Linked DNA regions of Homo sapiens: regions 1, 2 and 4 are each linked to region 3. The links are chromatin contacts, found by Hi-C or POLR2A ChIA-PET in ENCODE. All regions are on one chromosome and are shown on one strand. Each heading gives the region's core, a stretch centred on a gene start or an enhancer-like site at or near the end of the contact. The rest is flanking DNA. Distances are from core to core; before and after follow the strand shown.

Region 1 (6,025 bases), core at 3,057-5,556, 790 kb before region 3:
GCCACAGCCCAACTTGGTCTGGACACCCAGATGTTGGACACCCTGCAGGGAAACTATACACCCTCCTGAGCAATCAGAGACAAATAAACACAGCTGCTGCCAGCGAAGCCCCCCAGTTGACCCAGGTGGAGGGGAAGGAGCTGGGCAAAGTCGACTTTCTGTAGACTTTCGGACTGAATTCGACTTGGTATGAAAGTTCGCAAAGGGAGCACCTGGCCATGTGAGTCAGTTCACCAAGGCTGCTGGTGTGATATTACCCCTCTGCCCACCCTCGTCGGAAAGGGCTGGCTGCCCACCTGCCTGGCTGGCAGAAACCAGAAAGAAGTGGTGCAGGAAAAGTCACTGAGACTTAGTCGAGGTGGAAGGCTTCTTGTTACCCCCTGGCCCTTCTGCAGGGCATTTATCTGGTCAACAGATCTAAGTGGAGCGGAGAGTCTTTGAGAGTCTCTTCCCAGTTCACAGTGGACCTGTCCACCAGGCCCCTTGCTCACCACTCCCTGCACTGCAGTAGACACAAGGGAGGCTCCTGGTGGCCCTGCGTCTGCTGTGGGATGCCTCCACCCACTAGGCTCTACATGATTGGCCCACAGGCAGCCCCAAGCCCAGGCCAGACCACAGCCTCTTTCCCATGGATTTAGGAATTGCGTCACGAAACTCTGTCTCCAGAGGCTGGACCTGTAATGTATACATTTAGCGTCTTAGGGTGGGGCATCTTCTACCAGAGTGATCCAGACTGCAGAGACACAGACTCTAGACAGAGCCCACACACTGTGTGGATCATAGATAAGAGGACGAGAGGGTCCAGGGTCTCTTTAGTCCCATCCCAGACTCCAAGCCCTCCCTCTTTAGGTTCTCAGCCTCACCCCTGCATCCTATAATAAAATCTCCTTTAAGCAAGCGTGCTTCAGAACAACTCTATTACTTGTCAATGGAGGCGTCTTAATGCTGAACCAGGCCTTCCCATATTCAACAAATATTCATGAAGAGCCCACGTGGGCTAGGAGATGTGCTTGACACTGGGGGAACGAAAAAAAGAATAAGTCATTACCACTAACCTCAAAGAGGTCACATAAATCTGGGACGTAAACAGATCATTCTAAACCAATGTATTAGTCTCAATGTTTGTCTTCCCCTAAAATGTGTGTGCTGAAATCCTAGCCCCCAGGGTGATGGTATTTGGAGGTGGGGCCTTTGGAAGGTGGTGAGGTCTTGGGGTGGTTCCTCATGCATGGGATTAGGACGCTTGTAACGGGCTGAAAGAGCAGAGTTCATTCCTTCCACCAGGACACAGCAGGAAGGCACCATCTATGAACCACACAGAGGGCCCTCGCCAGACACTGAATCTGCCAGTGCCTCGGGTGTGCTAAAGGCAGCCCCTGGCTTCAAGAATCTTGCATCTTAGAGGGAAACCACATGGAACACTTAATAAAAGTTCAAGACAACCGAACAAGAGACTTCCAAACAATTATTGCTAAATGAGTGGTCCCTGAAATGTTACAGAAGCTCAGAGTTAGGAAAATGCACTTTGAGCTTGGCAGTTAACAAATTTTCAGAGAAGGCAGAGCTGAGTTAGGCCTCCAAGCATACGGTAGATTCAAACAGAGACAGTGCCTAGCCACACTCTTGCAAATGATGCTCTTGAAAATATTAAATATCCAGAGTTCCATGCTTCTAAAAGTGCTTTCACAGCCAACTCATGTGATGCTCACAAGCACGCTGGGGAGGGAGGGATGTCACAGAATCACTGTTTGATGATGGGGAAACCAAGACACAGACTGAGTGATTGGCTTGGTTTGCAAAACTAGTGAGTGGGGCAGATGCTCATGCCCCCTGCCCGGTCCAAGGCTCTTCCTGTCACCTCTTCCATTACTAAGTGAAGGGGACACAGAATCACACATCTCACAGCAATTCTACCCTTCCTCTGGAGCTTCTGGACAGACTCAGTCCACCTTCTCCCTGGTGTGGCAGCACAGGAGTTGAGAGTTTCTACTAAAGATGTCTGGAACAAAACATCTATCTGTTAAATATGTCTTCCCTGCATGCTTGTACACTCCGAGAGGGCAGATACCATGTCTTGTTCAGCAATTAAGCTCAGTACCTGGCCCATAATTAAGACTGTATTCACATATATTTTGTGATTGAATGAAAACAAATAAAAAGACAAATGAACCAAACATATCGGTCAGAGGAGGGAGAAACGGGAGGTGGGAATGCAGGCCCACTGCGGTATAGCGTGCAGCCACCTGATGTTTAGGAGTGAATCTTCCAAAGCTTCTCCTCTTTGCTGCCCCCCTCTCAAATCTTCTTAGTATTATGTCCAGAGGGCAGGCAGAAGCAGGGAAAAGAGAGATGCTAAAATGTCCAGCAAGCACCAGCTTGCTACTTATTAAGACTCTAGGAAAGGATGATGGAGAAGACCAGGAAGTGACTCTGTGATAAAGCCAGTGCTTAGCGTGAGCTCTGGCAGTCCCGAGTGCCTGCCATGTAAGTTCCTGGTAAACTGCAAAGGAAAACCTCAGTATTAGGTATGAGTTGGAGATGTGAACCTTAAGCGCTTGCTATGACATTCAATTTGGAGTTGTGCTTAGGATGAGCTTCTAGGATTCTTGTGTGTCCTTCTCTGATGACATTCTCCAACTCCCTTTGTCATTGTCCTGGAGTAAAATCAGCCCCTGGGAGGGGGCTCCCCTTATGGGGAGTTATCACCTCATCTAGAAACTGTCCACTCACTTTTTAACCTCCCCAAGGCAAGGCTGACAGAGGGACCAAAGTGGAAAGGGCGACTGGTCGGGAAAGCCATGAAAGGCCAGCACCCCCACCGTGGTCCCCCAGAAATCACTACCACCCTCTGTTCTCCACACCGCCATCCATCACCCCTCCCTCCTACTCAAACTGGTGCCAGCTCTGGAGGAACATCAGCTGATCTAGGAGCCACGGCTTGTGCCAAGAGCCACGGACAGTTTCATTTGGCACACAGTCTCAAGGAGAAACGGCTCTTTGTTTTCACCAACAGAGGAGATGCCACCAACTCCTGCTCCCCAAATTCCCACACTCCTTTCCCTCTCTGTCAAGGGCAGAGGAAAGCACCTTCTGGCCCTTCTAGACCCAAAACACCCAGCTAAAGACAAAGGCTGCTGACCTTATGTGACCCGGGCAGATTCACTGTCCACACCCCACACCCCTCACCAGGCTCCCCAAAGGCTGCCTTGGCTGGAGAACTTGGGATGTCACTCTGCTGCTTACGGTCACAGAGCTCGAGCAGGCGCTGTCACTTGGGCCATGTGAGCCAGTGACTCATTTTAGGATCTGGTCCTGGGCATCTAAGCTCTTTGCTTACCCTCCTCATCCCCACTGGCTTCCCTCCAGGTTCTTCATTTTCAGACAGAAAACACCAAAACCTTGAGTCACCATAGGGACGTGATAACCACATGACAGGAAACTTATGCAATTCAAGACAGGGCAAGTGCCTGTCATACCCAGAGCTACAGTGCAAGAAGGTCCTCGGAGCTCCTTCAGCGCATCATATGATTTCAGTGTTGCCTCATAATTTTCAGGCGAACTTTCCATTAACAAAGAAAGTGCTTCATTCTCATGAACCCTGACCTCATTTCCTGAAACAGCCTTGACACACAAGCCTGTGTACACACAATCCTCTACACAATTATACCTCGACGCAATCCATCCATTCGATTTGTCAGCAGGCCAAAGCCACACCCCCAACACACACACACTCTCCAACCTTCCTCGGCCTTCCTTTCTCCTGGCCAAGAGGACTGAGATCTTCTCTCATCTGTGTTTAAGGCAAATCTCTAGACGGGAAAGAGCAGAAACTAAATTTGATCATGTTAAATTCCAGCTTTCCAAGGGCGAGGAAGAATCTCACATTTTAGCCGCAATAGTCTGTGACAGGAACCGTGGGTTGTAATATATGAAGGAAAAATTCTGCAGTATCCTGACAAAATGTTTTGAAGAAAAGGCATATGGATGTATTTTTATCAGGAACTGCGCTCCTCACCCAAGACAGCAGGCACAAACATTTTCAAAACACTCAGCTCTCAGCAAAGTGAAATTCTGCTATGAAGCGAAACTGGATGCTCATCCTCTCCATCCACCACTTTCTCAGGATGGGCCTTAAAAAAATCATTCCGCCAATCAGTGTTTTAATAAAAACTCTCAGATTGACTAACTTCAAGAAAAAATCGCCGCCCCACACCCTACAGCCAGAAAGGTTTTACCAAACTGGGTTTGACAGAATATACTTGCAGAATATTTATTTTTAGATCTCTCAGCAGTACAGTAAGAGTCTTTCGTTTCAGATCAGCTGGCCTCCAGCCAAAGCAGCGAAGTCAGAGGAACTTCAGCCCCTAAGCCTTCCTGCTCCCTAAGAGTACCAGCGCTCCTGCCTGGCTCCGGCATAAATGGTTGGCAATAAGTCATTTTTTATTAAAATTTTAACTCTAGGCAGCAATTTTGCTTTAAAAGGTTTTTCTTTGGAGTGCATTTTTATTTTAAAAAATTAAATACTCTTGGATATGTTAGTATTCAGAAGCAGCAGATTTCAACAGCTCACACTTTCTCTGAACTTTTTTTCAACAGATATTTCACACACTAAGGAGGGCCTGAATTCTCAGAATTGTACCTCTATAAGTTCATAGCTGCCCTCGTCTTTTAGGGGGTGGGTGGAAAATCCAACTCACCACTCAGGCTCTTGCAGGTCTGAAGGCTAAACCGGTGTGAAACAAAGGGTCCCCTTTCACTCACTACTCCCAAAGCCGGGAACTATCCAGTGAAGAGTGGCCATGCCATTTACGTGGCACAAGGTGGCCCAGGGGTGATGAGCTGTTCACCTTCACCGGCCATTTCTCTCACTGCTTTAGTGCGTGGCACAGTGCACCCTAACATCCCACATTTAACACCCCATCAAGAAAAATGTGAGTGCAGCAAAATATCCAACAAGTACTTGCTCCTAGGAGCAATTCAAACACATTTTGTTCAATAATGGTTTCATTCCAACTGGCCCAAAGAGAAAAAAGAGTAAGGAATTGTTTAAAGCCTGTTTAGCAAGATGAAGCCTCAGAAGGCAGTTGGCTTGGATTTAAACACGTATTGCATCAACAAAAGCCAAATCTGAGGTGTCAACAAAAGGAAGTCACTCTTATTCTAGAAACAGACCTTGAAAGTAACTAGCTTGGTGCTAATTAGAGACAGGCAGGGCAGGCTTAGTTATGCACTGCTGGTTAACACACCCACTCACCCTGACTAAACCGCTTTAAAATCAGGGAGCTATTTTCTAACAACCCTTTTGAAATGCTATTCAGAGATGAACTTTACATTTCTATGTAACTGCAAGATGCTGCTCGCCAACACAGCAACACCAGGCATTTCAATTAAATAATTTTATTGGGGGAAAAAAACCACTTTGAGCACCAAAGCAAGAAAAGTGTATTATTCAATCAGTTTCCCAGATCACATGCCAAGAACACAATGCTCACTGTGGTGCCTGGCAGACGGTCCACAACCAGCGGGTGCGTTCAGCTTGAATGGACCGGGGTCCCACAGTGTTTGTGCCACAAGTCAATGGCCTTGCTCACGATCGCGTCTGAGCTGTCCTGGGGAATCTGTGGGCAAGCAAATCAGTCTTTGTGAAATTTCAGTGTTGACAACTTCAGTGTCTTCCCTCATTCGCTGTGGCATGAAATCCACTTCCATGGGAGTTTGCACTGTTTTTCAGAAAGTGACAGCATAAAAGACTTGCGTCACATGCTACCTGAGGACATGAAAGGGCTCCAGTGTCAGCCTGCCTGGGTTCAAATCCTGCACTGCTCACTAACTGTGCACCCCCGGGCAGGTTACCTAAGCTACCTGGGTTTCAGATCCCCATCTCTAAAATGGGGGAAATGATAGCCTGACTTCACAGAGCTGTTCACAGTAGGACATGAGGTAACCCATGGAAAATACTTAGCACAGGCTTCGCACTGCTAGCCACCTCTGGTTATAATGATGATTATTCATTTATTCAACGCAT
Region 2 (5,811 bases), core at 2,816-5,315, 630 kb after region 3:
TACCTATTCCAATAAACTCAATTCTCATTGCAATTCTTAGTGAGTCCAGTGTGCCTCCTCGTATAAGATAAAGGGTTTCATAAACTGACACCATGGACACATGAAGATTAGTCAGCTTTATGAAGCCAGTGACTTGGTAGCTCCTTTAAGTATTTCTGTAAGGCACTTTGGCCTCCAATGTTCACTCCAGATTCTATGGTGGAGGAGAAAGGCTTGTGGACCTACAGTTTACTTCAATGACTTGGATTCTTGTCCCAACTCCATTTTCTAACATGTGGTGTAAATTTGAACAAGTGTCTTAATCTCCCCTGCCTCTCCTTTCTATTAAATAAGAATAATACCAATTTCAGCCAAGCTTGGTGGCTTACACCTGTAGTCCCAGCACTTCAGAGGCCAAGGCAGGTAGATCATCTGAGGTTGGGAGTTTGAGACCAGCCTGGCCAACATGACAAAACTCAGTCTCTACTAAAAATACAAAAATTAGCCAGACATGGTGGCGCATGCCTGTAATCCCAGCTACTCAGGAGGCTGAGGCAGGAGAATCGCTTGAACCCGGAAGGCAGAGGTTGAAGTGAGCCAAGAGCCAAGATCACACCACTGCACTCCAGCCTGGGCAACAGTGCCAGACTCCCTCTCAAAAAAAAAAAAAAAAAGACTACTACTAATTTCAATTTTGATAAGGTTCAATTATATGTGAAAGTAGTTTATAATGGTAAAGAGTTGCATACGGGTAGTATCTGTATATTTTTATAATTGGTGGTGTTTGGGTTGTAAGTAATTAGAACTAAACTGTGCTGCCTCAAAAGCACAGTGAATATATACAGAGCGTTTTGGAAGAAAATAAAACAACTGTTAAATAATGGTTACCATTTGGGGTAGGACATTTTTTTTCCTTGACAGACTTTAGGTGGCAGCCATACGTATCTTTTAAATTTAAGAAAACAATATGTAATTTCATGGAGCTTTTTTTTCCTATAATGAAATGGGAGAAGGCCAAAGGGAAGGAACTGGGAAGAAGCAGATATTCTTTTAGCAATAATAATGTGTCCTTCTTCAGTTCTAAAGGTCCTCACCCTGGTGATCCTCATAGTTCTTCCTTCCAGTGGATATTAATGTGAGCTTATCCCTAGCAATAAAGCATCAAGATTTAGAAAACAGAAATACTTAAAATTGTTTGAAGAAGCCCCTGAATGTTCAATACTGAGTGCTTCTGGCATCAGCAGCCAGCACTAAACCCAAACGACTGCACCCGTGAGCCCAAGAACGACCTTCGTATTCAAGTGGCATCCCTCTCCTCGACATCCCTATCAGGCAAAAGGTGTGTGCCTTCCTCAGTTGGTTTACTGGCTACCATTTCCCTCACTCTCTCTCTTCTTCTTTTTTTTTAGGTAATCTATTTAAAAGCTCATAATCTGTTCTATAAATATCTCAACACTTACGCCTAAAGGCCCCCCAAAAATCTGGAGGTGATACACTGAACAGGCAGAAGGCCTCTGAATACCTGGTTATTAAGGACTCCTTTAACCTCAGTCTCCCACAAATTAGGGGGAAAAGCATTTATCTTTGTGCAAAATGAACTATTCCCACAGACTGGGCACAGTGGCTCACGTCTGTAAATCTAGCACTTTGGGAGGCTGAAGGTGGGAGCATCACTTGAGCTCAAGAGTTTGAGACCAAGAGCAGCTTGGGCAACATAATGAGACCCCATCTCTACAAAATAAAAATAATTTTTTTAAATAGCTAGGTGTGGTGATGTGGGCCTGTCGTCTCAGTTGCTCAGGAGACTGAGGTGGAAACATCTCTTGAGCCCAGGAGTTCAAGGCTGCAGTGAGCTATGTTGCACCACTGCATGCCAGCCTAAGTGACAGAGCAAGACCCTGTCTCAAAAATAAAAATAAGTAAATAAATAAATTCCTCCCCCTCTATTCAGTGAACTCTCAAGTTTCCACCATGGATTGTGGTGTCACACTCCATCCTGCCCCATTTGCTCTAGATTCCCAACAACGGGCACATACAGAGTACAGACCACCATCCTCACTATTGCCACCACCTCAATCCACGTGTCAGGCTCCCTCTAATGCCATCCAGGAGGCTGGTCAGGAGGAAATGGTCCAGGTGAAAAGGATTCCAGAATAGTGAGCTGCTACAGCAAATGATATAGTAATTCCTCCAAAACTAAAGATACAATTACCATATGATCCAGCAATCCCACTTTTAGGTATACACCCAAAAGAATGGAAAGGTGCATAAGGGTAATTTGTACACCCATGTTCAAAGCAGCATTATTTGCAGGAGCCAAAAGGTGGCAGTGACCCAAGAGTCCCTGGATGGATGAATGAGTAAACTAAATGTGGTACACATGTACAGTGGAATATTATTCAGCCTTAAAAAGGAAGGGAATTCTGACACATGCCATGACATGGATGAACCTTGAGGACATTACGCTCAGTGAAATAAAACGGTCTCAAAAAGACAAATATGGCATGATTCTACTTCTGTGAGGTACCTACAGTAGTCAAATTCAGAAAGACAGAAAGTAGAATGGTAGTTACCGGGTATGGGGGTGGAGGGAAATAGGGAGTTGCTGTTTAATGGGTATTGAGTTTCCGTTTTTCAAGATGAAAGAGCTCTGGGGATGGATGGTGGTGATCATTGCGCAACAATCTGTACTTAACACTGCTGAGCTGCACACTTAAAAATGATTACAATGATTAATTTTATGTTATGTATATTTTACCACAATTTTTTTAAAAAGGATGCCAGAATCTTGCATGTCCTTCTCTGGAGCCAAGAGCATTGCACAGCCAGCCCGCCCGGGTTCTCTAAAGTTCAACTTCAGCAGGCCAGCCCAGGGCATACTCAAAATCTTCCCATGGGCAAATCTCTTCCAGCCAATGGGAACCTTTCAAAATCTACATTTCCATAGCCACATAATTAAGAACTAAATCTCACTCCCAATCACGTTGTAGAATTGTTTTAGATATAACAAGGTGTCCACCTAGGTAGAACTTTAAGAAGTTTCCAGTGGCGGTAATGTTCTGTTTCTTAATCTAGGTGATGGTTACGTGAGCATATTCACTTAGTAATAATTCATAGAGCTGTACACTTAGGATTTGTACACTTTTTAGTTAGACTTCATTTTCAGACCTGTTTTGCTATTTCTTGCATTATTCATGGCGTCTCACAAGATGACAAATTCTCAAAGTCCTCACAGAGCCTAGCAGGGTGCTAGGCTTCTAGCAGGAGCATGAGTTATGTCTATTGACACCATTAAAATTTGGAGATCTGGGGAGTATCAGAGAGAGAAAGACAGTGCACAGGGCACTGGGATAGTTTTGCAATGTCCTTCTACATCAGGGAACCAAAAGCATTCTGACCCCAAAGCTGCAGGTCAATAACGCAACCAACTTCATCAGCACAGGCCAGTAGAAAGAGGAAACTCAGCTGTGCTGCTGATAACCCATGTCTTAGGAAAATAACCCTTCTGATTTTAAAAAGATAGTTACGTGCATACACACACCCCAAAAGCTCGACTCTAGCCTCAACATGAGAGGAATTAATGTGATGGGATAAAAGTTAGTGCCTATTTTAAGAGGCAGTGACAACTAAAATAGATTGCAGATGGCAAGCTCTTCTGAACCCTGTAATAAGTCTATGATGGCCCATTCTCCAGGAAGCCAAAGTTGGAGCCAGAACTCCATGGTGTTGGAAATGCTGACAGCAATCATTTACTCCAAGAAACACAAGGGCTGGCCCTGAAGCGGAAGTGCTGGAGAAAAGCACCCCCGAAGGGTTGTGATGGACCCCCTCAAAAAAGGCCACAGTGGGAGGGATCAGTTTGATCTCCAATTGGAGTAGTCCTTTGAACTCTGACGCTAAGCTTTAGTGCAATGTGGTGCATTGGGGGTTGTTTCCATTTCAGCTGTTTCTCCATATGCCAGAGAGGAGAGTCGTGCCTGGCAGGCCTGGGCCAGCAATATCTAGAACACAGGCCTGGCTCCAGGAGAAGCCAGAAGCCTCCCCTCCTCCATCATGGTCCCTCTGTATGTGGGCAGAGAAGGAGGAGGGGGATCAAGGATCCAGGAGGAGGATTTGGTGCCAGGGAGATGACTAAGGTCTGACGCAATCACCACACGCATGTGGGACTCGTGAGATAAACAGATCTGGAGGGGGAACCAGTGCTCCAGGCTTGACCTTGGGGTGCCTCCCAGCCCCCATCTCGGTCCCTAGGCCCATTTAAGATGGAAGGTGAACCAAGATGCCCTGAGTTCTCATTTTTCTCTCTCTTGCTGGTTTTCTCTTGTTTGACAAATCGAACCGAACCCCAAAGGAAAAAAATGGGAAGGAGGGAGGAGGACTCCTTCCCATGCAGATTTATGGCATTCTGGATGCAGCTTGCATTTGTCAGGCCAAAATGGTTAGGGTGGGCTAATAGAGTAGAATTACAGCTTCCTATAATAGGGAAAGTTAAATAGACAAGCTTTCCTACCCTGAAGAGAACGAGGCAGAGGTCAGTGCTACTGGCTTTGAACATGAATGGCCCCTTCCCCTCGGTTCCCTTTCACATGTGGCCTGGCAACAGTAGCAGACAGATGCGACACAAAGCCAGACACACCTGATTAACCATGAATACAACAGCTGTCGTTTCCCCACCACCACAGATACCCACACCCTCGTTCTTTCCGCTTAGTTTTTTCCCTTTCTTTCAGCTAAGCGTGAGGAAATCAAACCTACCATTAAAACTCAAGTTAGTGGGAGGGTGTCAGCAGCCGGGCCTTTGTTTCTCTGCTCACAGACATGTAATAGGTACCTTCAGGGTTGTCCTTTCATCTGAAAATGCGTTGTGGTCTCCCGCTGAGGGCTCAGTCAGCTCAAAACCTGAGCCCCCAGAAAGGCCAGCAGAGGGTGGGGGAAGATGAAGGTGGCCTGAATGGGGACGGAGAAAGTGGACTTTTCTGGGGCACCTGAGTTTGTCTCTCTTCTCCTCTCTCCTCCTTTCCATCCGCTTGCCTCCATCCAACTACCACTCCCTGCTGCTAAAAACATCCACCCTTAAGATGGACTGGCTGTTCTGAATTTATCAAGAGGAAGTGGAACTCAACGTAGCATTGTCTTTCTGCAGCTTGCTTATTTCACTCTATTCTGAGCTGGTCTTAACAAAGAAGAATCAGGTCAGGTGGCTTTAGGGGTTTTTCTATTTGCCTCTCTTAGGTAGACAAATCCTTGAGTTCAAGTTAACTTCCAAGACCTTGCAAATCAAACACAGGAGGGAATCTAAGTGTTGAACTGCAAATGATTTCTAACGACATGAACAAAATGTAATGTGACTATATGAGCTTCCGGAAACCTACAGAATGGTAATTACAGCCCAGAGTATGAATCTTGATTTTTCTTCAGGTGTTCTTTTTCGTATTGTTTTGTTTTGCTGGGCAATCTCAAATTAACCATTTGACCTCTGTAAGCCTACATTTCTACTGCTTAAAATGGTTCTCTCTTTTGTCAAAAAGTCCCTGAAGCTATTACAAAGAGACTAATAAAAACGATCAGAAATCTCTTTGCAAACACTAAAACTTATAATAATAGGATGGATAACTGGGTAACTTAATCTCATAAAAAGTCAACAATATCCCTTATTTTCTCACATAAATGAAAACATAAAGGAATAATTCAGGCTCTCATTTGAAGTCTCATGGTTTCTAATGAAGGCCCAGGTCCACTGTATACTTCTGCCTTCTACTAAGAACTCATGGAGATTTCCCACTCAAGATAATCAGGAAGAGGAAGTATAATGGAAATGTCTAGGAAATTTGG
Region 3 (6,620 bases), core at 3,694-6,193:
AACTGCCACGTGCACAGTTACTTTACATATATTCATGTAATGAGTACCCATATTGGACTGCAACAAATGTAACTTTCTATGACTAAACTTAATTTCTATTTCAGTTTCTGTTTAGTGCTCTCATTCCAAAGCGTTTCAGAAATCTAATTTTTTTTTTTTTTTTTTGAGACGGAGTCCCGCTCTGTCACCCAGGCTAGAGTGCAGTGGCTCGGTCTCGGCTCACTGCAAGCTCCGCCTCCTGGGATCACACCATTCTCCTGCCTCAGCCTTCCGAGTAGCTGGAACTACAGGCGCCCGCCACCACGCCCGGCTAATTTTTTGTATTTTTAGTAGGGACGGGGTTTCACCGTGTTAGCCAGGATGGTCTCAGTCTCTTGACCTCGTGATCCGCCCGCCTCGGCCTCCCAAAGTGCTGGGATTACAGGCGTGAGCCACCGCGCCCAGCCCAGAAATCTAATCTTTTTCCCCGCAAGGGTGGAGGTGGTGGGGCGGGGCGTGGCGTGGTTATCACCTGTCGGTGCCGGCGTGGTCCTGTGCGTCCTCTCTCCTGCCTGGCCTCCAGTCATCCATGTGTGTAGTACTACCGCTGCCCCCACCTCATCCTGATGAGGCCCTGTGGATCTGGCTCTCTTCGTCACTCCTTTGCCCTTCTGGGGAGCAGGGACAATATCTGGCTGTGTTGGCCCAGTCCCTTTCTGCCTTGCTATGCCACCTAGCAATTTCTGCTCTATTGCTTCCCACCATGCTGGGCTCAAGGGACTTTGAGGTCTTATGGTCTTCGAAGGTTTCACACATGTTCTTGGGTCTTTAAAGCTATTGGGGTTCCTATCAGTCATCCTTTTCTCAGTTGGCTTGGCCCAAGATGGGGTGGAGAGGAGCAGGAGGCAGCGCTTTTTCTGGAACCATATTGCAATGATTAACTCTCTTGATTCTTATCAGTCTCTTCTCTCAATCCGTGGAACTGTTTCTGGGTTCAACTGGGGTGATTTGGCTTTATGGAGTGTTCCCAAATGTGTGGTTTATGAGATAATTTTATGTCCTGATACCTTCATATTTATCGCAGGTGAGAAAGTTCATTTTGAGGCAGATGAAGTCACTCTCCAACCTTGACTTAGTGAAGAAGTGGAAAAAGGAGAATTTGTAGGATTCAAAAGCTGAAACTTTCTCCTCTAGGCTAAACTGGCTCTACAAAAAAAGCAAGTTTTAAGCAGAAAAGGGCAAAATAGGGATAGTTTTAGTTCGAGCTGCTATAACAGAAATACTAGAGACTGGGTGGCTTATAAATGACATCGTTGCTCACAGTTCTGGAGGCTGGGAAGTCCAAGATCAAGGTGCTGGCAAATTCAGTACCCGGTGAGGACCTTCTTCCAGGTTTATAGATGGCATCCTCTCACTATGTCCTCACATGGTAGAAGCAGCAAGAGTGTGCTCTCTGGCCTCTTTTAGAAGGGTATTGATCTCATTCATGAGGGCTTCCCCTTCATGACCTAATCGCTTCCCAAAGGCCCCACCTCCTAATACATATTGATACATGAATTTGGTGGCAAGGGGAGAGACACAAACTTTCAGTCCCTAACAGGGATCTTCTGGCATCTCAACCCTAGTAGGAAGATTGCAGTAACTTGTGTGGGACCAAATCGAGAATTTCTAACAGGATCTTCTGTTGGGTGTTGGGGAGATGGCCTCAGTTTGGGGGGCAAAGTGGAGATTGAGCATATTCAGCTCTTGTTTTTAAGACTACAGAACACATTCCAGATAGAGAGAGTTTGAGACAAAATCCACACCCACCCCGCTCCCAAAACTGGATCCACAGAGGTCCAACACAGTGGTGAGAGGCTACGCTGAACTCACTGACTGTGCAGCCTTGGAGTTTGGGAAACAGACTTAGGTTTCTGTGTGCCTAGAAAGCATGTATAAACAGTACGACCCCTCTCAGTTTCTGAAAAGATCTGATACATGTCAAACACCCATTCCATCATCTCTGGTCCTGCCTTAAGTAGTGCTTCTTCAATTTCAAGAGATGTTACTCCATAGCCGAGCATTGACTGGGTAATAAACTTTTGTGACTTGTAATAAAAGGTGTGTTCACACACACACACATGCAGGCGCACACACACGTTGTCTACATAAATGATTGACTTGGGCAAGGCATCTCATTCTCTTTATTTTCTGTTGGAACCACATAATTTTCTTTTCTCTCACTCTTGGTTTCTCTCTCATGTGTCATGCATTGTGGTGTTATAACTAAGTACTATTCTTGCTATTATCACCAAGGAATAGGGAATAGAAAATCAGGCTTTTTTTTTTTTTTGGTATAACTGTTCTCCTTTTTTCAGCCTCAATGCATTTTGAAAGAAGTTGGAAGTTAGAACACTTTCTGAAGTATGACTGTTTGCTTGTTACTTAGCTTGTCTGATCCTTGTAAAATAGGAATAATGGGAATATTGACTGGGGAGAAAAAGGGGAGATGCAAATCTGCACACGTGACATCATCCTATTTATGTTAAAATATATACATAGAGACTTACTAGCATAAAATATGCCAAGATATTCATGGTGGTTATCTCTGGGCTGTGAGATGATGGACAAATCTGAATTTCTTCCTTATATCACCCAGTTTGATTGCTCTTTTCACTAAATTTGTTCCCAAATGACTTTTTCTGTTTCCAAAATCGTATTCATTCCCAAAGGACAAAGAGTTGCTGCCTTTAATAATATATTTTTTTAAATGGCTTTGAAGGAAATCATAAAAAGATTTTCAGCACAGTTTTGACCACTGGCAATTCTTTGGAATAAATGAATAAGGTGGCTGATTTGAAGGAACAAGATTCACTTTGACGTATAATTTCTGGAATATTGCAAAATCAGTTGTGGTGCTTTGATAGCTATGCCCATACTTGGAAGGAAAGCAGGCTTATCCCATTGTTCTTTTGGTGTTTTTTTGAACTCCAGATCAATATAACATGCGATTGTAGTAATCTGACCAGTCATCTGGAAAGTTCCAGTATATGAAAAGTAGATTTGTATTTAAAAAAAAAAAAACACCCTTTCATTGAATGCTTTAATATAAAACAAACCTTCCTGACTTGTTTTATAAAAAGAGGAACTATACTACATTTGAAACTAAACTGTGGGAAAAAAAATGTGGTTCTGAAGAATATTCTCTGGTCTTAAATAGAGAATATGAAAATCAAATATGATCAGCTGTCATACACAAAAGTGTATTTTATTAATAAAAATGAAACAGAGCACTGTAAAATAGGAAGTAAACATTAGCTTTACACAAGGTTTTGCTTCATAGTCCTTTTAAACTTAATCTTCGCCAAAGGCTGAGAAGCGATTCACAGGCCTTTTAAATAGGTGGCTTCACTATCTCTCACTTATTTCTATTGATGTATTTTGGCTGGGAAAGAGAAATGCTTATATTCAATATCTATGGAATTGAGAATTTGAATATTATCTTTATCAAAAAAGATAAGGCATATGACATTGAGTATTAATAGATCAGAAATATTTATTTGATTGACAACTCAGTTACTTTTGCTTCTCCAATGGACACTCCATAAATATTCGAATGCGTCTTATGTCTACTGTGTGCATAGCCTTATGCTAATTCCATGAATGCAATGGTGATGTGTTTCCAGCTAACATCTGGAAGCCTTATTCTGCCAAAGATGAGAGATCACGGTACAGAATGTTCCTAATAAGAGTATTTTATTATCCATCCTGTACTCGCATGGTCCCTGTTCTCAATGACTTTATAGTCTTGTTGATAAGGTTTCAAACATGCAAGTATTGAGTAATATGTCAGACTGACTTCTAGAAAACGTTTTATTGACTATGATCAGGGGCCCAAATATAGGACACCAAAAAGAAGGATTTAGGGTGGACAAGTTGTAGAGAAGCTAAAGGAACCAAGGAAGGTGTCACAAAAGAGGTGGTTTGAGGAGTGTGTGATGCAAGGATAGGGTAATAATTCATCTCTAGTCTAAATCAGACCTTATTTTGGCAATTTTATTAGTCATCAACTACCGCAATAATGTATAACAAATAATGCCCCAAGTCTCACTGGCTGACGCCACAAACATTCATTTTTTTATTCACAGGTCTGTGGATTGGCAGGGACTCAGCTGATCTTGGCTGGGCTCCACTGGGCATGGCTCCAGGCTCCAGGTCTACTTTGGGCCTGCTTTATATATTTTGTTCTGGAACTGGCACCACCTGGGGCATAGTCTTCTTACGGTGATGGCGGAAATACAACAGGCCAAGTCAAATCATGCAAGCACATTTAAAGCCTCTTTTACATCATTTCCACTAGCGTCTGTTATTCAAGGCAAAGCCTGTGGCTGAGCCAAGCTTCCATGGGGTGAGGAAAAACACTGCACTCATTCTAGTGAGAGCCACTGCAAAGTCACATGGCAAAGGTCACGGGTGTAGAATTCTGTAACAGAGAGAGAGTGAAGAATGGGAAACAAAAATTCAATGTACCCCAGTCACATTTTTGAAAAAAATAGTGGAAAAATTGCAAACAGTATAGATTAAAAAAACAACAACAACAAAACCTGCACAGTACAGGAACCAAGTGAAGAATGTAGGTGGAGATAATTGTGTTTAGCTGGCCTGAAATGAAAAGACTAATAGTCACTTCCACCACTATCTTTGAGTTTGCAAGTTTGTGAGGGGCCTAATGCTGACTAGTGGACCCTCCTGGCTGAAAAAAAAAAGACAGTAGACTGGAGTTAAATGAGAACTCAAGTTGCGAGAAAAATCTTCCCTCTTTGGGAGATAAAGCCCTGGCAGCAAGAACTGAAGGAGGTAGAGTACTATTTCTGCATCTTCAGGGAGAGCTGCAAGGAGAGGGAGCTGTGTCTTGTCTCACTGAGGTGCCTGGACAAGATGAACATTTCAGGTCTTTTTCAGTTCTAGGTTTCTATGATGTCAGTGCTACTTCCCTTTCCAAAACCCCACAGTGGCCAGGCATCACAGTGCCACAAGTGAAAAGACCCATGACTGCCTTTATAAGTAAGTTCTTCTTTTGGTTTCTCTGGCAGGAGGCAGATGGAGGAGGAGAGAAAGGCCAGAGGTCTGTTTTGGGGTTGTTGTCTCTGGTTGTCTAAGTCATGCCAAGACACCACCCCTTGGAGCCTGGTTCCTGACATCCGGCAGCATGGCATACTTGAAGGGCATGATGTGGGGATAACAACAGAGCCCTGGCTGAGTCCGGTGGCTCACGCCTGTAATCCCAGCACTTTGGGAGGCCGAGGCAGGCGGATCACCTGAGGTCAGGAGTTTGAGACCAGCCTGGTCCACGTGACAAAACCCTGTCTCTACTGAAAATACAAAAAAAGTTTGCCGGGCATGGTGGCACACACACACACACGCACGCACACACACACACACATGCCCCCATAAGCATCCCAGTATTTGGAAGCAATCAGTTGATTTTTTTTCTTTTTAGAATTCAGTTTGGTGTTATAGGGACACTGCTAGCCTCAGGCAGTGCCGCAAGAGCAGATCAAGGCTCTGATTAAAAAATTCCTCAGTTGCTCCCAGCTGGAGATGTCTGCTTACAAAGCCCTTACAAAGAAATGTTTTTCAATAGGCAACATTCTCTGGTCTGGCCCCACCAAGGAAGTACAGCAGGAAATCTCACAGGCATCCCGATTGCCATTGCCCTCCTGCTCCCAGACACACACTTGGCCCCAACTGGCCTCTGACATGCTCCATGGGGAGCAAAATGGACTTGCTCCATTTTATCCATTGCTCTGGGCTCCACGGTGTTAAGCATGATGGCTTGGAAACTCTATATACCCAGTAAATGAATGCTTGTTGAATAACTTAATGAACACACCCCATGTCAGCCTATCTCCTCAATGCACATCCGCCAGCCACCTCAGCTCAGGCACCTCGCTGATTTTCAAAACATGGGCTAAAAGCTACCATAGGGCATCTAATTATACCTTCTGGTGTAGAAGGTGTTCTCTCATAGGAGGCCTTAGCCAAGTTTGAGAACAAGGACTTTGTATGGAATGAGCTGCATAATGGACAGCACTGGCTGGACCAGCCATTGGGGGTGTCTCTGGCTGAAATTTAACAAAGTTTCCATAGACCTTTTACCAGATTTACTGAGAATGTTGATTTCCTCTATTAAAGCTTAAACGTCAATTCAGGGGAATTTCCCCATAAATGTTGTGAGACTAAACGTGGCTTCTTGTGGGTTCCACATGGGAGCTCACCAGGATGTTGCCCAGCCTTTGTAAAGGTCTGCCTGGTTTCCTGTACCTAGTGGTCAACGTCAGCAGCTGTACCTGTGCCCAGCATTGGGAGGCTCGTCCTCGGCCCTCACCCGGCCATAGGCAGTCAACATCACTAGTTCTCCCCTGCTTAGCACCCAGTGGCTGCCTTTTTGGCCTCTAAACTTGCTTCCCTGTGTTCTTGATCCCTGAAGCTCACCACTGGTCCACCTGCCAATTACTCACTTTAATCTTATCAGAGTAGATACCCAGGTTTTACATTTCACCCAACAGAACTTGAGTCCTAATTCTCATTTCCTTCCTTTCATCCATGAGCTTTACATGGGAATTTGCATTTACAGTTATGCCTGTGAATTCAGAGGCCTC
Region 4 (6,155 bases), core at 3,079-5,578, 740 kb before region 3:
AGCCCTGTAGATGGGTCAGGGATATGGAAATGCAAGTGGAAGAAAGTACAAGGAGGCTTTAGCAGGGACGGGGAGGGTAGGTTTCCATGCAGACTTCTGCCACAGCAGGCTCTTTGGGCTGTTTGGGCCTGGGCTTGAATTGCGCTTCACAAGCCCTGGCCTGATTTCTGCAGAGCTTTTCAACACGGAGGATGAAAGGCATTCCACAGCTGAAAGGGATTCTGTCCTCCCAGAGTACTGGGGCTGTCGGTGGCACCAACAGCATAACAGCCGTCTGCCGACCCCTGACAGGCTTAGGAAGGAGCCCTTTCATACCGCTACAGCTCCGTGTTAGCGGCCGCCCGTGGAGAGGGAACTGTTTCCATGAAGAAATACAACTCGTCTTTTTGCTTTTAATTTCTCTAGAATGAGTGGACTCAGAATGGTGGCAAAAGAGGCAAAGTGAGAGTAGGCGTCTCCAAAATGTCAGGCTGGTGACTGGACCAGGGGCAGGAGGAGCAAAGCAGCTCAATTACCTGAAGAGCTTCAAAAAGTTTTTTTTTGTTTTTGTTTTTGTTTTTTTAATTGTGGTAAAATACATGTAACATAAAATTTACCATTTTACCATTTTATTTATTTATATATTTTTGGAGATAGGGTCTCTCTCTGTTGCCCAGGCTGGAGTGCAGTGGTGTGATCTTGGCTCTCTGCAACCTCCATCTCTTCGGTTCAAGCGATTCTCATGCCTCAGCCACCTGAATAGCTAGGATTATAGGTGTGTGCCACCATACCTGGCTAATTTTTAATTTTTGTAATTTTAGTAGAGATGGGCTTTCACCATGTTGACCAGGCTGGTCTTGAACTCCTGGCCTCATGTGACTGCACGCCTTGGCCTCCCAAAGTGCTGGGATTACAAGTGTGAGCCACCATGCCCGGCCGAATACATATTTTAAATTATAATTTTTTAATGCAGATTTCATTCAGTAAAGCCATTGAAAAAGAATGAGATTGTTCTGTGCTGATGTGGAGAGATGTTAAAAATCCTTATTTTTTAAAAAAAGGATTTTTTTTAAAAAAATATACGTATATACGTGTATACATAGAGATACACGTATATACGTGTATACATAGAGATACACGTATATACGTGTATACATATAGATACACACACATACATATATATATATATACACACACACACGTACATACATATTCCATTGCTTCTGTCCCTCTAAAGAACCCTGACTAATACACCCTCTCACAGTGTAATGACCTTTGCCAGGTTATGCCACAGCAAGAAGACTCTCACCAGATGCCAGTGCCATGCTGTTGGACTTCCCAGCCTCCAGAACTGTAAGAAATGAATCTCTGTTCTTTATAAATTACCCAGCCTCAGGTATTCAGTTACAGTAACACAAAACAGACTAAGAAATGTATCTTTGGCAATCTGGTGAAGCTAATGACCAATTTTGGGAATAATGGCCCCCCTCCCTGCCCAATAAGGTTTTTTTAAAAGAAATTATTTTTATTACTATTATTTTTGAGACAGGGTCTTGCTTTTTCACCTAGGCTGGAGTGCAGTGGCACGATCATAGTTTGCTGTAACCTCAAACTCCTGGGCTTGAGCAATCCTCCCACCTCCACCTTCTGAGTAGCTGGGACTATAGGCACACACCACCATGTTTGGCTAATTTTTAAATGTTTTTTATAGAGATGGGATCTGGCTATGTTGTCCAGGCTGATCTCAATCTCTTGGCCTCAAGGGATCCTCCTGTCTTGGTCTCCAATAAAGTTTTTAAGTGTGCAAAACAGTATGCATATAATTACAAAATAATAAATTATATTGATGTATCGTTCTCCAAATTTAAAAAAATTATCAATAAAACAATGTATAAGCCTTTCATTGAAGTATTAAATAACAAAAGCTGGTTGTGGTCTACTGGTTTCCATAATCTCAGAGAAGTAATGACTATAAATGCCACTTCAAGATATCGCAAAACCAATAATGAGATCTGAAAATAGATGTGAAGCCTAGGCAAGATGGTAAGACCTCGTCTCTACAAAACATTTTTAAAAACATTAGCTAGGCATGGGTCCACATTGGTAGTCCCAGCTACTTAAGAGGCTGAAGCAGCAGAGTTGCTTGAGAGCAGGAGTTTGAGGCTGCAGTGAGCTGTGTTTGCACCACTGCACTCCTACAGAGCAAGACCCTCATCTCAAAAAAAAAAAAAAGATGAAAATAGATGTGATTTCTATTGGTGATAAAGACACAGATATTGCTTACACAATTGTGATTTGTTGTCATAATCAAAGAAAATACTGAATTTCACTTAGAGTTAGTGAAAATAAAGATGCATTTTTTTCCCCACCTAAGTTCAGAGACACCCCTGCCCCCAGATTCATACTCCAGGCTGGGAGCCACTGGCATAACTGACGGATGAAAAGAAGAGAAGAATGGACACAGAGAGATTGGAGGTGGAGAATGAGAGCAGGCTTGTAAGGAATGAGATCCAGCATTAGAAGGGAGAGATGTATCTTTCCCTGTGACTTGGTTTCCCCATTCAAGGAAGAGGAAGTAGGTGGGTACAGCATATATTAGGTCATCAGGAAAGCAGGTAAGGAAGCTTTCCTCAGATGGCCTCAGAGTGAATGAATGGATGAATGAAAGCAAGAGGTTGTTTTAAGCAAGTAAGGGAGAAACCCGGATGTTACAGGAAACCTAAGGAGAGAAGTTCCGGAACTGATCTGAGGACTGAGCCAGGGAGTCCAGGAGAGCAGAGGCCAGGGGCTAGATGGAGTGGGTGAGCATCCATTTCTGCTGGCCAGGCTGGTTCACCTGGGGACTTTCTTCAGAAATTCTGTGCTGCAGGAGGAGACAGCAGATTGAAGTGACAGCCTAGTGGGTGGATTCTTTGAAAGCTGAGGAGGAGTGAGAAGCCTTGTGCGTGCGTCAAAAATAAATAAATAAATAAATAAATAAAGGCTAAATGGTAGATTTCTGAGTGGAGAGTGTGTTTGAAGGGGCCCAGGGAGGGGACTAACACATGGTGAAATGGCAGATGCTGAATCCTTGAAGACTTCAGGTTCAGGGGATTTGCAAATCGCAAACGCAACAAGAAAGGACGAGGGGATCCAAGGTGCACTCGGGGTCTTAAGGATGTTGCTCATTTAACACAATTGTTGGCATTAAAGAATTTCCAGGAAATGTCAACAGTTGGGTAGCTTTGAACAGCCCTAAAAGTGACTCAGCCAGATGGTTCCTGTAAGAATTCCTCCCTCATTCCTCCTTGTCTGCCGTCCTCCTCCTCATACAAGCTGTTTCCAGAGTGCAGATTAAGGCTTGTCAGCCAAAGAGGAACCCTACTTCAGATATCTCAGGCAACATTTACTTATCTTCACAAGCTTCCTTATTTTAAGTGCAGAGCCCTCTGACCTTTCGCTGTTTGTTCCCCTTCATCTAATTTACCCTACGTGAACTACCGCTTTTCCTGCTCCCTTCTCCTTCCCTTGCTGGTCCATTAATGCCAGCTCCTTCCTCTCTTTTTTTCTCTCCATCCTTTCTTCTCTCCTGTTTCCTCAGGGAGATGTCGAGTTTTAGCACTTCACAGCCGGAGTGATACAGAGCTGCTCTTTCCAGGCTAGCTCTGTCTTTTGCTTCATGGCAGAAACTTGAGTGTCAAGTCCGGATCCCTTGGCCTAGAACTCTGAAGAGTCAGCCTCATTTGTTAGTTCCGAGACAGACAGCTTTGGGAAGCTGAGAAAGCGCAGATCCTGGTCTTGCTCCTCTCCCTGGAGTTTCACTAGCTCTCAGGCCTGCTTGGCCTTTGCTTCTGAGGAGTCTGGAGTGATTTGCCATTCCCACAGGCGCCTCAAATAGCCTATGTCTGACTTAAATCTGATCTAGACCCTTTCATCCTTCCTACAAGGGAGTTAATGACATAGGGAATTTCAACACTGAGCCTGAACCTGTGGGGTCTGTGCACATGACCTGCACATCAGGTGCAGCCCCTCAGGCCTTCCTAGGGTCCCTCCTTCCCAGGGCATTGATGGCCAATGATGAGCAGGTCAGAGACAAAGGGGCATACATACACATGTATTCCAGACTGTTGTTCTAGGATTGAGTCCCTTCAATGAGCGAGAAATGAATTAATCTATAATTGCCCAAGAAGGCTTCTAAAAGTGACTTAATCTTTCGCTTTCATTCATGGCTGAAGAGAAGCAGTTAAGGTGATTAGAATCTGTATAAAATCAGGAAAGAAAGGTGTTTCTATAATTAGAATGACATTTTAGAGGAAGTCCAACAACCAGCTTAGGTAGTTTATCTTACAGAGTTGTGGTTGGACCACAGCAATGCTACAAAAGCTGTCACAGCTCAAGTCATCGTTCAGGAATTTACCCAGCAGATGTAGACTCAGAGATAGGATTCAAAAGGGAGCCTCAACTTGAATGCACAAGGCAAAGGATTTTGAATAGCTTCCATTTGCATCAGTTTTTTGTAGCAGTCTTGGCTTAAGTAAATTGTAACACTGCGCTTCTGGCGGTGACTTGGCATAAACTCTGTGAAGTGATGTGCCTTCTTCATCTCTATCATCTAGACTTCTTGGACAACATTCCCTGCAGGGGCCATTACTACTGCCAAATGCATAAGGGCTGGGGTGGAGGAGTGAGGGCGCCAAGCCCAGGGGATATCTAGGCAGAGGGATCTTTCCTGCTTAAGCAAAAGTTAGGTAAATAAGGGTCAATAACATGGTAGCCTATGAATTAGAGTGAGGTGAAGTTATTTTTGTTTTCATTTCTATACAGAGTTGTGCATACATCATGTATCTGTAATTCATTCTTACAGTAATTGTAAGTCATTTCATTTTTTAGATCGAGTCACCCAGGCTTGTCACAACAGGTGCTAAAAATGCACAAGATAAAAGAAGCAAGAAGTGAAACCGGAAAATGGTTCTGTGAATCAGGGAGGTGGGGTGTATAGACAGACATCAGAGGACACCCAGGTTTCTCTTCATTTCACCAGTAAAGAGCAACCTGAATGACTTACCATGCAATTATATCTGTTCTTTTTAAGCAACAGTTCAGAGACTATGAAAGCAGCGCTGATCATATCATGTGGTTTACTAGGAGGCATATAATCGCAGGTTTACAAAGCAAGAAATGGGACTAAATTGAGACAAACCAACATCACAAAGAGAATCCAAAATCCATGAAAGAAGAACTAGCTCCTAGATTTAAAATTTATATAACTGGTTAGGAGATTCGAGTTTTCATTGAGGGTTGGTTCTCAAGTCACATTGCTGAAAGAAACTTAGGGGAATGGATGCCATCGTGATGACACTTCACATTTGGGTGGATGGTGCTTTTAGTTTTGACAAAGCACTCTCCTTTTTGGCCTTATTTAGAACTGCTGTTAGATTTACTGCAGAATCATGTGGTATGAGAATGTCATATGTTCAAGACAATAATCTATGTGGATACAGGGGGTTGCTACAATGTTATCATAATAGATGGACTGAATTCTGGATGTATTTATATCAGGACCTGCTCATGAAGGAGTGAATGAGATTTCAGATTTTGCAGTATTAATTCTTATTTTTAAGTGAAGGGGAAACCATAGACCAGAAGGAACATTCATGAGCATTCTCTAAGACTCAGCAAAAGATAGAAAGGAAAGGCCAGCCCCTCCATAAAACACTCTATGTCATGCAAATTTGAAATTAGGCTGAGCTCAATCTGCGATGGTTGCCCTTAAACACTGCTAAGAAGGAAGTAAGCAAAGACGCTCTTTTAAATGGTCAGTGCTGGGCACAGTGGCTCATGCCTGTAATCCCAGCACTTTGGGAGGCTGAGGCACGCAGATCGCTTGAGTCCAGGAGTTCGAGACCAGCCTGGGCAACATGATGAAACCCCATCTCTACAAAATACAGAAAAAAAAAAATTAGCTGGGCGTGGTGGCATGTGCCTGTAATCCCAGCAACCCAAGAGCCTAAAGTGGTAGGATCGCTTGAGCCACAGGAGGTAGAGGGTGCAGTGAGCTGTGATCATGCCACTGCTCTCCAGCCTGGGTGACAGAGTAAGATCCTGTATCAAAAAAAAAAAAAAATTGTTTTTCAGTGCTTGGTGTGAAGTATTAGGTTACAGTGTTAAAATACTAGAGAATTCTAGAGAATTCTAAA

The links. A loop is a pair of places that touch in the nucleus more often than their neighbours do. ChIA-PET counts read pairs that join two places held with the same protein, here RNA polymerase II (POLR2A). Pooled maps may share reads with other maps.
Region 1: a map with no recorded cell type shows a loop between it and region 3 (17-fold over the local background). The contact joins two enhancer-like sites. A Hi-C loop is called at or near these places in 8 of 37 single-sample maps with no recorded cell type and 5 of 50 pooled maps. POLR2A ChIA-PET finds 5 or more read pairs at or near these places in 1 of 52 experiments (activated B cell).
Region 2: a map with no recorded cell type shows a loop between it and region 3 (3-fold over the local background). The contact joins two enhancer-like sites. A Hi-C loop is called at or near these places in 2 of 37 single-sample maps with no recorded cell type and 3 of 50 pooled maps. POLR2A ChIA-PET finds 5 or more read pairs at or near these places in 1 of 52 experiments (T-cell).
Region 4: a loop to region 3 is called in a pooled map, with 6 times the contacts of the local background. The contact joins two enhancer-like sites. A Hi-C loop is called at or near these places in 2 of 37 single-sample maps with no recorded cell type and 4 of 50 pooled maps.

The regions. Positions count from the first base shown.
Region 1 is chr6:13,299,570-13,305,594 of GRCh38, forward strand. TBC1D7-LOC100130357 (TBC1D7-LOC100130357 readthrough) reads right to left here. Exons shown (of 9, transcript NM_001318809.2): 8 at 5,493-5,618. The coding sequence ends at 5,532. TBC1D7 (TBC1 domain family member 7) reads right to left here. Exons shown (of 8, transcript NM_016495.6): 8 at 5,382-5,618. The coding sequence ends at 5,532. Among named protein-coding and RNA genes, the nearest start is that of TBC1D7, 26 kb to the right of the region's middle. RefSeq lists an enhancer at 3,532-3,581. Within about 2 kb of position 4,307, at least 33 of the 41 ENCODE cell types and tissues checked have a DNase peak (open chromatin) inside an H3K27ac peak, as active enhancers do.
Region 2 is chr6:14,724,652-14,730,462 of GRCh38, forward strand. No RefSeq gene overlaps it. Among named protein-coding and RNA genes, the nearest start is that of LINC01108, 440 kb to the left of the region's middle. RefSeq lists an enhancer at 5,776-5,811. Within about 2 kb of position 4,066, at least 12 of the 41 ENCODE cell types and tissues checked have a DNase peak (open chromatin) inside an H3K27ac peak, as active enhancers do.
Region 3 is chr6:14,089,353-14,095,972 of GRCh38, forward strand. No RefSeq gene overlaps it. Among named protein-coding and RNA genes, the nearest start is that of CD83, 25 kb to the right of the region's middle. RefSeq lists enhancers at 4,983-5,112, 6,006-6,135 and a cis regulatory region at 5,984-6,484. Within about 2 kb of position 4,944, at least 8 of the 41 ENCODE cell types and tissues checked have a DNase peak (open chromatin) inside an H3K27ac peak, as active enhancers do.
Region 4 is chr6:13,351,268-13,357,422 of GRCh38, forward strand. It overlaps LOC105374936 (a long non-coding RNA gene), which reads left to right. Exons shown (of 3, transcript XR_926496.3): 1 at 1-76; 2 at 1,262-1,332; 3 at 2,354-2,473. Among named protein-coding and RNA genes, the nearest start is that of TBC1D7-LOC100130357, 26 kb to the left of the region's middle. RefSeq lists a silencer at 4,349-4,438. Within about 2 kb of position 4,329, at least 12 of the 41 ENCODE cell types and tissues checked have a DNase peak (open chromatin) inside an H3K27ac peak, as active enhancers do.